Linked DNA regions of Homo sapiens: regions 2 and 3 are each linked to region 1. A link is a contact called in ENCODE Hi-C or POLR2A ChIA-PET data. All regions are on one chromosome and are shown on one strand. The core of a region is the stretch at or near the end of the contact, and the rest is flanking DNA. Distances in the headings are between cores, read along the strand shown. Region 1 has its middle 230 kb from the start of SNORA87. Region 2 has its middle 140 kb from the start of SNORA87. Region 3 has its middle 170 kb from the start of HABP2.

What was found. Hi-C counts contacts between places; a loop is a spot of excess contacts on that map. ChIA-PET counts read pairs that join two places held with the same protein, here RNA polymerase II (POLR2A). Pooled maps may share reads with other maps.
Region 2: a loop to region 1 is called in a map of posterior cingulate gyrus, with 10 times the contacts of the local background. The contact joins two enhancer-like sites. A Hi-C loop is called at or near these places in 1 of 168 maps with a recorded cell type or tissue (posterior cingulate gyrus) and 2 of 50 pooled maps. POLR2A ChIA-PET finds 5 or more read pairs at or near these places in 2 of 52 experiments (B cell and WTC11).
Region 3: a loop to region 1 is called in a map of CD14-positive monocyte, with 3 times the contacts of the local background. The contact joins two enhancer-like sites. A Hi-C loop is called at or near these places in 2 of 168 maps with a recorded cell type or tissue (CD14-positive monocyte and heart right ventricle) and 6 of 50 pooled maps. POLR2A ChIA-PET finds 5 or more read pairs at or near these places in 1 of 52 experiments (GM12878).

Annotation. Positions count from the first base shown.
Region 1 is chr10:113,271,335-113,275,860 of GRCh38, reverse strand. No RefSeq gene overlaps it. Among named protein-coding and RNA genes, the nearest start is that of SNORA87, 230 kb to the right of the region's middle. Within about 2 kb of position 2,265, at least 14 of the 41 ENCODE cell types and tissues checked have a DNase peak (open chromatin) inside an H3K27ac peak, as active enhancers do; they include heart right ventricle, where a contact is called at or near this core.
Region 2 is chr10:113,185,581-113,189,848 of GRCh38, reverse strand. No RefSeq gene overlaps it. Among named protein-coding and RNA genes, the nearest start is that of SNORA87, 140 kb to the right of the region's middle. Within about 2 kb of position 2,613, at least 4 of the 41 ENCODE cell types and tissues checked have a DNase peak (open chromatin) inside an H3K27ac peak, as active enhancers do.
Region 3 is chr10:113,382,328-113,386,593 of GRCh38, reverse strand. No RefSeq gene overlaps it. Among named protein-coding and RNA genes, the nearest start is that of HABP2, 170 kb to the left of the region's middle. RefSeq lists a silencer at 1,175-1,284 and an enhancer at 3,942-4,266. Within about 2 kb of position 1,338, at least 8 of the 41 ENCODE cell types and tissues checked have a DNase peak (open chromatin) inside an H3K27ac peak, as active enhancers do; they include heart right ventricle, where a contact is called at or near this core.

The DNA.
Region 1 (4,526 bases), core at 1,016-3,515:
AAGGGGGCTTGGAAATTTAGGGGAGTATATTTGGTGAGCATGTCTAGGAGTGAAAACTTTTACATAGGTACTGCTAAGTTACAAATATCCCACTTATGATCATCCCAAATGAGGGATGAGCTAAGCCCAATTGTTGCCTGAAAAGATGAACCATGCCAATAAAGCTCAAGTTTGAGTTCATCTGACAACCAGATATAATACCTCACTGAAGAGTGGTGGTGGAAATGTTCCCTCCAATTTTGAAAGTTCACATTCCCTGGACAGACCAAAACTTCCTCTATCCTCTAGACTTCTCTAAACCACCAAATCATCAATGTGATTAGGTAAGGCCTTCAAAATCATTTAATCCAACTATCTCATTATGGTAGTGGTACCTGAAGCCCAAAGAGGGAAAGTAACTTACCCAAAAGTCACATAGTTAATGACCAAGTTGCAAATAGAGCCTGTCTCTTACCTCCCAGCCCAGTGCCATTCTTACTCTGAGAACATGAGAAATAGCATGTATAAATTCCAAACTAGAGAAAAAAAAGAGTTTAACCAAAACACAAAAACTCTATCCAAATACACAAAAAACAACAGACATCTCACAGCCAGTAGAAAACAAGAAATAAAATCTCAGAAATAAGTCTAAACATATCTATAATCACAATAAATGTGAATGGATAAAATTCTTTTATAAAAAGTCTAAAACTTTCAGATTTTTACAATCCCGCTGTATGCTACCCACAATTCAACCTGGAAACAAAATGACATGAAATTAAAAAAAAAGAATAACAACAGATAAGCCAACCAAATGCAAATAAAAATAGACTTGATGTAGTAATATCGATATCAGATGAAAGGATAATTTAAAATTAGAAACATTAAATGAGACAATCTGGAAGCCTGGCTATTTTCCTAACTGAAACAGTCCCAGTCCTAAAAAGTCAAAACACATGTTATGTAAGGAGCATGAATATGGCAAAGATAAAACAAAAATATCTGTGAGGTATGTGTGTATGTTGGAGTGTGTCTACATGTGTGTATATGTGTGTAAGTGTGTGTGTGTGTGTGTGTGTGTGTGACTGTGTGACCAAAATGTTTCTGGGCTTTGTAAATTCATCCCACTTCCTCTTAAAAATACCTAGCCATGGTACTAGCTGGGCCTTAGCTATCTGTCCTTCGGGAGCCGAGCATCTAAACTGGGCAGCTCAGACACAGGGGCCTATACAGAAGAGCACCCCTCCCAACAGGCTGGAGAATTCTGCCATGAAGAAGCCAAGATATGATTAACTTCGGTTATCAACCAGCCTTGGGGGAAGGGATACTGACCCACAAACGGAAAGTAACAATTCCACTCCATCAGGGGGCAGGGAGTAACTCACAAGATCACCGTCTGCTCCTGCTGTCACAGTCATGGCTGCAAAGCCCTCCAGGGAAACTCCAGGGCTGGCAACCACCTTTTCAGGGAGCAACAGGCTCCCTGAACACTTGGCTGGGCCCAGCGGGACCCAGCTGCTGAGAATTCTTTCACAGACTCTGTCATGCTGGGCGTTTCCAAAGCAAATATCCCCAAGGTCCACACTAGGACCATCTGTTTCCCATTTTGAGGAGTGAGTTCTATACACTAGTTTGTTAAAAACTGCACTGAAGGAAAGGAAAAAAACAGCCTCTTAAAAATACCCAACTAGTCTCGCCCATGCCCTGCAGTTTTATAACAGAGGCAGGCAGCAGAGGGCCTGGTGGAGAGCCTGCGAACCAGAGGGCCTCATAATCTCTGTGCCCCTCCATGGAAGCCCCACGCCAAAGCCTTAATGGGAGCATGCTAGACACTGGGTGTTTATGGCAGGGGCCACCGGCTGTTGCTGGCCCTTTATTCACAAAACATCAAGCAAGGAGCTCAGAGCTGGCTTCTCCGGAGTGGAGGCTTTCAGGGAGGGGGTGTTGGACTTGGGCATTGGAGGAGCTGGAGATGGAAGATCATTTCTGCAGTGGAATTTGAGGTCACATTGGAGCAGCAGCCGCTGCTGGGAACTTGACTGCGCAGCTCTGTGTCTTTTGTCACCTCTGACTGTCCCTCCTGCAGCCCGCCGTGGGGACAACCGAATGCATTGCAGACGGTTTTGGCAGGCTGGCCTCTGTGCTGGGCTCGCATTCATTAATCTGCCTGCCACCGAGCCCCTGTGAAAAGAGGAAATTGTTTCACGCTTACTCTCTGAGAGATGAGGGGAAAGGGCTCTCGGAACGGGAAGAAGGCCCAGACTTCTGGAGCCGGGCTGGGGTGCTGCAGCGGCGCTCCCAGAGTGCCAGACGGAGTGGCCTCTTTGGGGAGCAGGCAAGCCCTTCCCTGGAAGGACCTTGGAATTCAGGCAGCCCGGCAGTTAATTAGCCCAGTAATGGGGGCTGGCTGCAGTTGCTTCGGCTGAAGCTATGGACCTGGAACAATCAGGGCCTGTCTTCTGACAGAGATGACAAATGGAGGAAGTGAAAGGGGGATGCGAGCAAAAAGAAAAGCAAGGACAAGAGGAAATACCAACTGCAAATTGCTGTAATGAATTTGGAAGGCAGGAGAGAAACTGCAGTGTCACAGAGCCAGTGTGGGGACCTTTCAGTGCATCTGGGAGTGACAGTTGTAGCTGCACAGGAGAGAGATGGCACATGGCAAAGCAACCTCATCAGCGAGCAGAGGCCTGGACTGGGGCTGGGTGCTTTCTGAAGGCTTTTGGAAGGACTGGAACTCAGAAATGCATGGGGCTGCTCATCCAGGCTGAGGAGCACTAGGCAGGTCCCAACTATCAAGTATAATAGGAAAAAATGCGATGCAATTTATAATAGTAAAGAGATCTTTAATGAAAAGAAGTCCTCTGGTTCTGCAGAGGACCTGATCAGCTTGGAGCACATCTCTGGGGAAGAAGAGCTGGGAAAAGCTTAAATGCTCCGTATAAAAAAGGGCAAAGGATTTGGAGTTCCCAGGAGCAAACCAAGAGAAGGGAATGGGGAACAGAAATGGAAAGAAAGGAAGACAAGGATGGTATGAGCTGCCCTTTTTTGTGGCGTCCATCCCTAGCTTCTGGGAAGCCAGACAAGCTCTCAGTGCCTGTTGTGCCTGGATTTCAGGGAAACCAGTGAAGAGGTCAGTACAGGGTGTTGCTGGGCAAAAAGCCCACGGTGTGAGCAGATGCTAGAGGCCAAGGGACCACGAGCGCAAACAGCCTTGGGAAGGAGCAGACATAGCTGCGAAAGCCCTGGGGATTTACAGGCTGGAGCTCCAAGGCACAGGGAAGCCCCAGCTGACCTATGGGTCACCTGAGTGTCACAGCATCCTGCAGACAGCCCCCATTTTTTGACCAGATACCTCTTCTCAGTGCCTGTCCACAGAGCTGAACATCCAAGTGTGCTTTTCATGTCCTTTTCCCTCATTTTTTTTTTTTTTTTTTGAGACGGAGTCTCGCTCTGTCGCCCAGGCCGGACTGCGGACTGCAGTGGCGCAATCTCGGCTCACTGCAAGCTCCGCTTCCCGGGTTCACGCCATTCTCCTGCCTCAGCCTCCCGAGTAGCTGGGACTACAGGCGCCTGCCACCGCGCCCGGCTAATTTTTTGTATTTTCAGTAGAGACGGGGTTTCACCTTGTTAGCCAGGATGGTCTCGATCTCCTGACCTCATGATCCACCCGCCTCGGCCTCCCAAAGTGCTGGGATTACAGGCGTGAGCCACCGCGCCTGGCCCCTTTTCCCTCATTTTTAAGTTAAAATCCACAAACAGTAAAACTTACTATTGTTAGCATACAGTGCTATGAGTTTGGATAATTGCATACAGTTATGTAACCACCACCAGAGTCAAGATATAGAAATTGTCATTCCAAAATGTTCCTTTGTTCCCCTTTGAAAATCAAACCCTCCCCTCACCCCACAACCCCCTGGCCACCACTGATCTGTGGTCCATCCCTATGGTTTTGCCCTTTCCAGGATGTCCTATAAATGAAGTCATGTGGCATCTAGACTTCTAAACTGGCTTCTTTCTGTCGGCAGGATGCATTTGAGATCGCCCAGGTTGCCACGTGTGTGAGTCACGTGTTTCTTTGGATCGCTGAGTAGTGTTCTGTTGTGTGGATGTACCAGTTTGTTGATTTTTTCGCTGAGGAACATAACATTTGGGTTGCTGTCTCCCTCAGAGACTTTTGACCTTGTCTTTCGTGGGGTATTTTTACTGGTGGGGATTATGAAAAAGTATGCCAGTCCAGGCCAAGGCTTTGTCATACTTAACCTTCTCCAGAGATCTGAAGCCTCTTTAGGTGTATTTCTTCATTTAATTTTGGCCTCCTAAGCTTGGTATAAGTAACCAATTGTATGACTTATAAAGAGATTTTGTGATTTTGTTTTGTTTTTATAACTGCTTTGTTGAGATATAATTCACATACTGTACAATTCACCCATTGAAAGTGTACAATTCAATAGCTTTGGTAGAATCACAGAGTTATGCTTCCATCACCTCCATCAATTTTAGGACATTGTCATTACTGCAATTAAAAAAAATTCACACCCATTGGC
Region 2 (4,268 bases), core at 1,364-3,863, 86 kb after region 1:
TAATAAGGAGGTCCTCTTTTAGTGAGATGGAAGTCCATGGGAGGGTTTTAAGCTAGAAGCTATGTGATATACATCATGTTTTCAAAAAATTAGCCTGACCACCATGTAGAAATGGAATGGAGGGTTTGGAACAAGCACAGAAGTGGAGACAGGAGATAGGATGCTATTGTACCAGTCTAAGCAGGACGTGACGTTGGCTTCAACTACAATGGTCACAGTGATGATGAAGAGAAAGAAGTACATTGATCCATGCTGGAGGAAAAATTGTTGGAACATGCTCACATTCAGAAGGTAGAATTGATAGAAAGTGCTAATGGATTAGATATGAGGACATGAGGGTGAGAGAAGGAGGAATCAAGGAACTGAGTGGATGGGAGTGCCTTTTACAATGAGGTAAGGAGGAGAGTAGAGAAGCCTTGAAACAGATTATCCAATTTATTCGGCCCTGTTAATTTCTATTTGTCTGTTAGATCTCTAAAGGAAAATGTCACTTCACAGTGGGATACACAGGCTGAAATTCTAGGGGAGAACAGGATTGGGTACACATATCTGGGGATCATCTACCTTAGGTAACATTTAATGTTAGGGGTCTGACTTAGATTACCTGGAGAGAGAAAATGTGTAGGCAGAATGCTGTGGGTTTAATGTTTGTTTCCCTCCCAAAATTTATACATTGAAACTCCAACCCTCAATGTGATATTTGGAGGTGAGGACCTTGGGACCTAATTATGGTCATGAGGGTGGAGCCCTCATGAGAGAGATTGATGCCCTTATGAAGGTCATGAGAAGTCTTTTGTTTTCTCTCTCTGCTCTCTGCCATGTTAGGATACAAGATTACCATTTGCAAACCAGGAAGAGGGCCCTCACCAGACACAAATCTGCTAGCACCTTGATCTTGGACCTGTCAGCCTCCAGAACTGTGAGAAATAAAGATTTGTTGTTTAAGCCCCCCAGGCTATGGTAATTTGTTATAGCAGCCCAAATTGACTAAGAGGTGACATTTACCACTATGGGTCTAGATGAGATTGCCTGGAGAGAGAGAATGTGTAGGTAGAGGAAATCGTTCAGGACAGAGCTCCCAGCACTCCAATATTGGGAAGTTTACAAAAGGAGGAGGCAGCCAGCCAAGAGACGGAGAAGGAACAGCAAGAGAAGTGGGAGGAAAACTAAGAAAGCGTAGGTTCCAGGAGCCAAAGCAAGGGAGGTTCAAGTTGTCAATTTGTCTTTCTTTTGTAGTTTTGCTTCCCTGCCGCCTACTCCAAAACCTCCCAGATCCACCTGTATCTTCCTGAATGGTAAAGGTAGCTTGCTGGCCCTCAGATCAGCAGTTCTCGGTAGCACCACATCCAACCCCCTGACCAATCGAACAGCCCCTCCCAGTCTCCCTCAGCAACCTGGCAGCAAGGGATGGTGTGGTCCTTGCCAGGTCTTTTCCATCCCTGGTTCTCAGTTCTTCCTGGGACAAATAAGGAGGCTGGAAATGGTGCTCTCTCGCTGACAGCACTCCCTGTGCTACTAGAACTTCAGGCTCAGCCTCTCCTTCCCATGGAGCTCAAGCTTTCCTCCTGTTAGGCCTTCTTCCCCCAGAGACCATGAAATGATGGTCTCTGAAAGAGAATCCCAGTGATCCATGGAGGGCCTGCTCAGAGCTTAACTCATAGGTAAGGTGCATCTGATGGCCGTGAAAATCTACTTGGAAAGAAACCCAGGGTAGTGACAGGGAAGGTAAGGGCCTTGGACCCATGGCTGTCTCATGGGTTAAACATGATGTGTCCTACTACAGGAATGTTCTGCCCATCAAAACAGGGCACTTGCAGAGCTATGTTTGCTCAGAGGGGGCAACTTTTTCTAATTTGTGCAAAAGTGCCATAGAAGCAGTGCCATGTAACCCTACTTTGGACCTGTCACCTGCATTCTTTGTTCCTGACACTGGACTTCTTTAGGCTCACTGCCTGGCTTCCTTAGGCACATTCGCTGTCTGGTATCTTTGGGCCCGCAGCCTGTTCTCTTTAAGCCTGCCATTTGCATTACCTAGACCCACTGCCTCGTGCCTGGGCCAGCCTCCTGATGTCTTTGGGTCCACCCCATATTTCTTCAGGTTCGCTGCCTGGATTATTTAAGCCTGTCATGTCATATCTTTGGGCTTGCTGCCAGAATGCCCAAAGTCCTGGAAACTTGGGCTGCTGCTGAGTATCAGAGCTACCTGGAACATTAACGCGGCTCTGTGGGGCTGCTGTCAGGAAGGGAGAATAAATGTCACCATCTCCAGCCTCCAGCAGTGACCACTGTGACGAGGCCAACAGCTCAGCTGGGCTTTGAAAGGAGCATTTGTATGGTTTGTTTCCCTCCACGAGACCTCCAAGGCCAACTCCCCCAGAGATTGATTCATTTCACTGTTTTGCTTTTTTTTTTTTTTGGTGATCTGTGTTTAATAGGGAACCGTGTGTATAGTGCCCCTGTGCCTCTGGCTGGGAGCTCAGTGCTGGCAGGGCAGGCCAGCAAGAAAGCCCAGCAGCAGGGGTGGGAGGAGGCCAAGAAAAACCCCCAGGCTTCAGGCTGTGGCAGGAGGGCTTGCCCGGACGGCCTGCTCACCAAAGCCTGGCTTCAGAGCTCTCTGGGACTGGCCTGGCCCGATGCCAGCAGCCATTGCTCCGTCTCTTTGCAGAGAGCCAGGGAGACAAAACAGAGCCTGATTTTAAAACAGACACACAAAGTGGTCTCTTCACAGAGCTCTGTAGCATTCTGGACCAATACACACTAATGTTTTCATGCAGAAAAGGGGACTTGGAGAAGGATAATGTACAATATCTATCACATGCAAGAATGTTGGGCTTAGACAGAACAATAAATAATGCAGCTCGCATGTGGCAAACCTTCCTTGCACACCAGGCACCATGCTCGGTGCTTTACACGGACATGTCAGCTGCCTTGCCTAAGAATATCATGAAGACGAAATTACAGTCCCCATTGTATAGATTAAAAGCCAAGTTTCACATCCTATTAGAATGGCTAAAATTTTAAAAATGGATAATGTTAAATGCTGATGAGGATACAGAGCAACTGGAACTCTCTTACACTGCTGGTGGGAACACACAGTGGTACAGCCACTTTGAAAAACAATTTGGCAGTTTCTTAGAAAGTCAAACAGACACAGATGGTAAAATCCATCAAGCCCACTCCAAGGTATTCATCTAAATGGAATGAAGCCCATATGTAAATACTTACAGTAGCTGTATTCATAATCACCCCAAACTGAAAATAACCCAAATGTCCTTCAATTGAGGAATGGGTAAACAAACTAGTTCTTCAACACCACAGAATATTACTCAACAATAAAAAGGAACACACTACTGATACATAAAAATGTGGGCAATCTCAAATGCATTAGGCTAAGTAAAAGAAAACAGAATCAAAAGACCACATACTGTAAGACTATTTATATGACACCCTTGTGAAGAAAAACTATAAGGTCTGAAAACAGATCAATGGCTGCCAGGGGCTGGAGGTAGGGCAGAAATGAATTTTAGGAGGTTTTGGGGAATGTTTTCTCTCTCTATATATGTATATATGCATACACACATACACACACACACTCATATTTATGTGTATAGATATATATACATATATACACATACACACATATACATGTGTATGTGTATATATGTATATATATGTATATGTATAAATATGTATATGTGTGTGTATATATATAGTGTGTGTGTGTGTGTGTGTGTGTTTGTGTATATGTATATCTCCCAGGCTGGAGTGCTGTGGCAAAATCATGGCTCACCTCCCAGGTTCAAGTGATCCTCCTACTGCAGCCTCCCAAGTAGCTGGAATCACCATGCCCAGCTAATTTTATCTTATTTATTAATTTTATGTAGAGATAGGGTTTCCCTATGTTGCCCAGGCTGGTCTCGAACTCTCGGGCTCAAGGGATTCTCCTGCCTTGGCCTCCCAAAATGTTGGGATTACCGGCATGAACCACTGCACTTGGCCTATATATTTTTATTGTGATGATGTTTCCGCCATTATATATGTTCATCAAAACTTGCAGAACTGTACACCAAAAAGGGTGACTATTTCTATATGCATATTAAACCTTAATTTTTGTAATCGTTAAAAAAAGTCAGCTGTTCAAGGAGATGTAACTTGTCCAACGGCAGAATCAAGATTGACTCTTGACCCAGCTTTTTAACCGCTGTGCTGAACAACGATACCGGTTGCCCTGGAGACCATCTGGTCTGAGCCTCAATTACCGAGAGATC
Region 3 (4,266 bases), core at 89-2,588, 110 kb before region 1:
TTGTTCTCCACTGTTTTTGTTCACTTCCACTCTGACACACAAGCTCCTAGCTCCATGCCTGGCAATTAACAAGAGCCTAAAAATAATCAGCTGGATGGCTGAACCCAGTCACCCCAGGGAGGGAGAACCTGCAAGCAAAGACCATGACCGCACATCCGACATCTCACCTCTCTCCCTCCTTTTGTCTCCCCTGATCCAGGCCTGCAAGCTGAGAAGTGTACAATCCTCACAACAAGGAGTGATTGGCAATCAGGTGCAGAACTAAGCTATTTCTTTCACCACCACAGTCCTTCCAAAATGTTCCCAACTGGCATCAGATATTCTCATCCTGACCAGTGAGACAACCCAATGAAAACTGGTGACTCAGAAAGGGTAAGCATTTGTCAAAGGCTGTACAGCAAATCCCCGGGTGCTTGGCGAGTCATGTCTTGGCCAGTTGTCAAGGGCAGTGTCCCCTATGTCATTCCTCAAATACATATTTCTAGGCTTAATTATATGAATTTACATTTCTTTGGCTCAAAAAAAGTAGGTATAGGGGCATTTTCAATGCTGCACACAACTGAAAGTAGATTGAAACCATCCCGACCTCAAACAGAATGTCAAAGCAGTTGGGTTTCTGAGCAGCAACAGAATACTTTTTATAGAATGGGAAGTCAATTGAGAAATCATAAAAAATTAGAGTTGGGAAGGACCTCTGCGCTCACGAGGGTCAGGTCCCAGGGGCTGCTGTAGAATTGTTCCCTGTGGTGAAGGGTCTAATGTTTTGTCCACTCAAGTTTTAAATATCTCAACCAATAGCTCACCCCTGGGGACACCTCTCCACAGGGCAATAGATCTTGCTGTCAGGGCTTTTTTCCTGCTATTCAATCTCACTTTTCCTTTCCTCCACTTCATCCCATTTGTCTTTGGCAGTAATTTAGACAAGAGTGTGCTGACGTTTGAAAACGAAAAGCCCTGTCTTTGCCTTCAACCTCGTTTTTCCAGACCCTTCTACCTACGGAAACTTCAAGATCTGGCAGGGAGAGAGGGAGGGAATGAGGAAGAGAGGCAAACAAACAGACTGGCGTGGGTTCTGGAAGAAGCTATCAAAGGGCCAGCCCCCAAGGCCTTGAACCCACAGGTGTACAGGAAGAGAGGGCACTGCTGCTCCGGAATGTGCAGATTATAGAGGACCTGACTCTCAAAGGCAGAAAGTCACCGAGTTTTCTAGGCAGTCCAGAGCTCAGCCACCTCTTGCTATGACACATTAGACAGAAGGTGGCAGCATAGCACCAGGCTCTGTGTGCTCAGTGGCCCTGTCCATCGCAGCACACCCCAACTGTTCGGCTTCCAAACTCCACGAGCAACAAAACCCAACCGGCTGGAACGCCGGGCTTAGGCCAAGAGTGAGCTGCAAATCAAGGCCCTGGCCAGTTTTTTAAGTCAAATCCCAAACAGTTAGGATTGTGTGAGCACAGTCCATTTTCTCCCCAAGAACATCTTGCAGCCAGAATGGAATCCAAAAAAATAACTGCAGTCCTGAACAGCGGTGTTTGTCCAAGCTGATCTAAACACATAAACTTACCGTCTCGTCTGGTGTTTTGTGCACAAATTTTTGTGTTTAAAGACATCTGGGGTTAATGCTTTTTTTTTTTCTTTATTCTTTCTAGCCCTTGGCTATTTATTTCTGAATTTGTCTCTGGTTTTCCTGTTTCCCTTTGCTTATTTTTTACTTATTTGGTAGTGTTTGCATGTGGTTCTTCTGAAAGCAAGGATCCACAGGCTACGCATTTCTCACTTGGAGCTGAAGTCCTGCTGGGGAACCAATTATATGTCCTACCCACCAGGGAGAGTGTGATATTTTTTATTACTTTCTAATTTCAGGTCTTGAAATGGCTTCAGTGATCAGAACATTCTTCTGCTTAAGAACCTAAAGGGGCCAGTGAAAGGATGCTTTTGATTTGTATTTCATTTAGAATGGTCCATACTCAACCAAGTGTACTCCAAGGATTTCCATGGGGCCTCAGAGGCTTGAAGTGGGGAAAAGCAAGACAAAGACAACAACAAAACTTTCTCGCTGCTTGCCTTATCATACTGGGAAAATGCCGGCTACTTGGGGAAAGTCTTTCTTTGAGAAGTTGGTGAACTGAGAAAAAAATGGATAGAATTAGAACAAAACAATTTCACTGGATTCTAAGTCTATTTAAACTACAGTAGTAAATCAAAACCATACCTCTTTCTCATTACTCATGGCCCGATAGTAGAGCCTCCTAAATGCTTATTAAAGCAAAAGCAAGAAGTGTTTCATTTCTAAATACATTCACAGGAATCCCCAACAAGGTGGTTGCTTCTTTCTAACTGTTGTTTGTTTTATGCTTGTTTCTCTTCTTGAAAGAGTTATCATGAAACGGAAAGGCTTAAAAGGGGGGTGGGGGTGGGGGTGAGGGTCCAAATAGGCTCTAATGAGGAAGAAGGAAATAAAAGTCAAATTCTCCCCGAATGTCTGAATTTCTATTTATTTATCTTTGCAATAAGAGAGGATGCCTGACAATCCGGAACTGCTCTTGGATAAAACGAATCATACCAAACAGCTAACAACCCTGCAGAATAGCTCAAAGCCCAAATTATGAGCTATTTCAAATCCTTTCCACTTGCCATGGGGGTCTTGACTGAGTTTTTTCTTTTTTTTTTTTTTTTTTTTCTTTTTTTCCTGGCTCACATGCTTAGCCAGGAGGTGATTCTGAATGTTTATCTGAAGTATCTCCCTGATATTCTGGGGGGACTTTTCTCTCAAGCAAAAGCTCTGCTGAAAAGAGGAGCTTGTTTTAATTCTCATTAAGTTATACCCAGTATTGTGAACCTTTTACTAGTGAACAGTTAATTTTAGTGAGACGGACTACAAGAAACTGCCATATATAACCACGCTCAGTGACAACATTTTACAAAATGTGAGTCAAACATAAACATTTATGACTTTCTAATAAGCCAGCTACCATATTTGCTATTATATGACGCTCTGTTAAAACAATCTTTTCTACTTTTAAATAGAGATCCCATGAGAGCAAAAATGTTTATCTTTGTTGTGTATAGCTTCCTTAAGTACCATTTTATCATATTATTTAAAATTCAACAAATTAGCAGCCAGTATTTATTATTTAAAGAAAGGGTGTTTCTTCAAAGTTTGTCTGAATTAAAAATCACAAACCAATCCATCTCCCTTCTTTCCTTCCTTCTCTCTTTCCTTCCGTCCTTCCTTCTATTCATTTTAAACCCAGCAACTAGATTTTGTTGGGTTTAAAAGGTCCCTAAAAAGTTAGTATTCCTTCAGGAATAAATATTTGTAGATTACTTGAAATGGCCAGCTTCCTTGACTGGTCTTTAGGGAAAATACTCTTTGTAACTTTGACTAAAAAGACAATGTTCCCGATCAAAATATAATCTGGGTCTATACTGGCAAAGAGAGTTGAACCAATATGTAATGAATGGCAGCATAAACAAATGAATGAAGGAATACGCAGACAGGCATCAAGCAGAATCAAAATACTCAAAGCAGCCAGTTAACTGAGGCACTGAATTTCCTGGACAACTGTCTCAATTCCCCGGTTTGCGTGGAGGCTCTTGCCTATAACCAAGTAAGCACTTATGCTGCAACCTCTTGCCTCTTGCAAGAGACAACAGATTGTTAGCCTCTGGGAAGTAGCACTATTTCAATCAACCAATTTGGCATGTTGTGTTTTACAGTTTCTAAAATTAACACAGAATCCAAACAAAAACATGGCTGGTGTGGAACTATATACAGAGAACACTGTCATCTGGTTGCTTCGAATCTGTTCATTATCAAAATTAGCTGTCTTGTTTGTCCTACTCCCATTTTTGAATGCACACCATTAATTAACCAACCTGTCATTATGTGCTGGTAATGACCAAGTTTTCCAGTATCCCAGTGTAAATACAGGATTTTACAGGACTCCCAAAACTAGGAGGAAAGGAGAAGGTGGAGGAGGTAGGGGTGGCAGAGAAAGAGGACATTCACAGGTGGGACTCAGTATTGCTTACAGCTACCCTTGCTTTCTAAAACAAGGGCTGCACGCGGAAACAATGCTGATTTATTCCCTTGCATTGAGCAAAGCTAAATTTTTCCAGGCTTCACTGAGGAATTTTCTTCACAATATCTGCATGAATTATGAAGCTGACTTCTAACCAGATGTCGGGTGATCTGCCCTTCCTGTTCTCTGAGGATGAGACACATCAGTGTTTAACTCATCATGCCCCTCGAGTGTGTCTCAT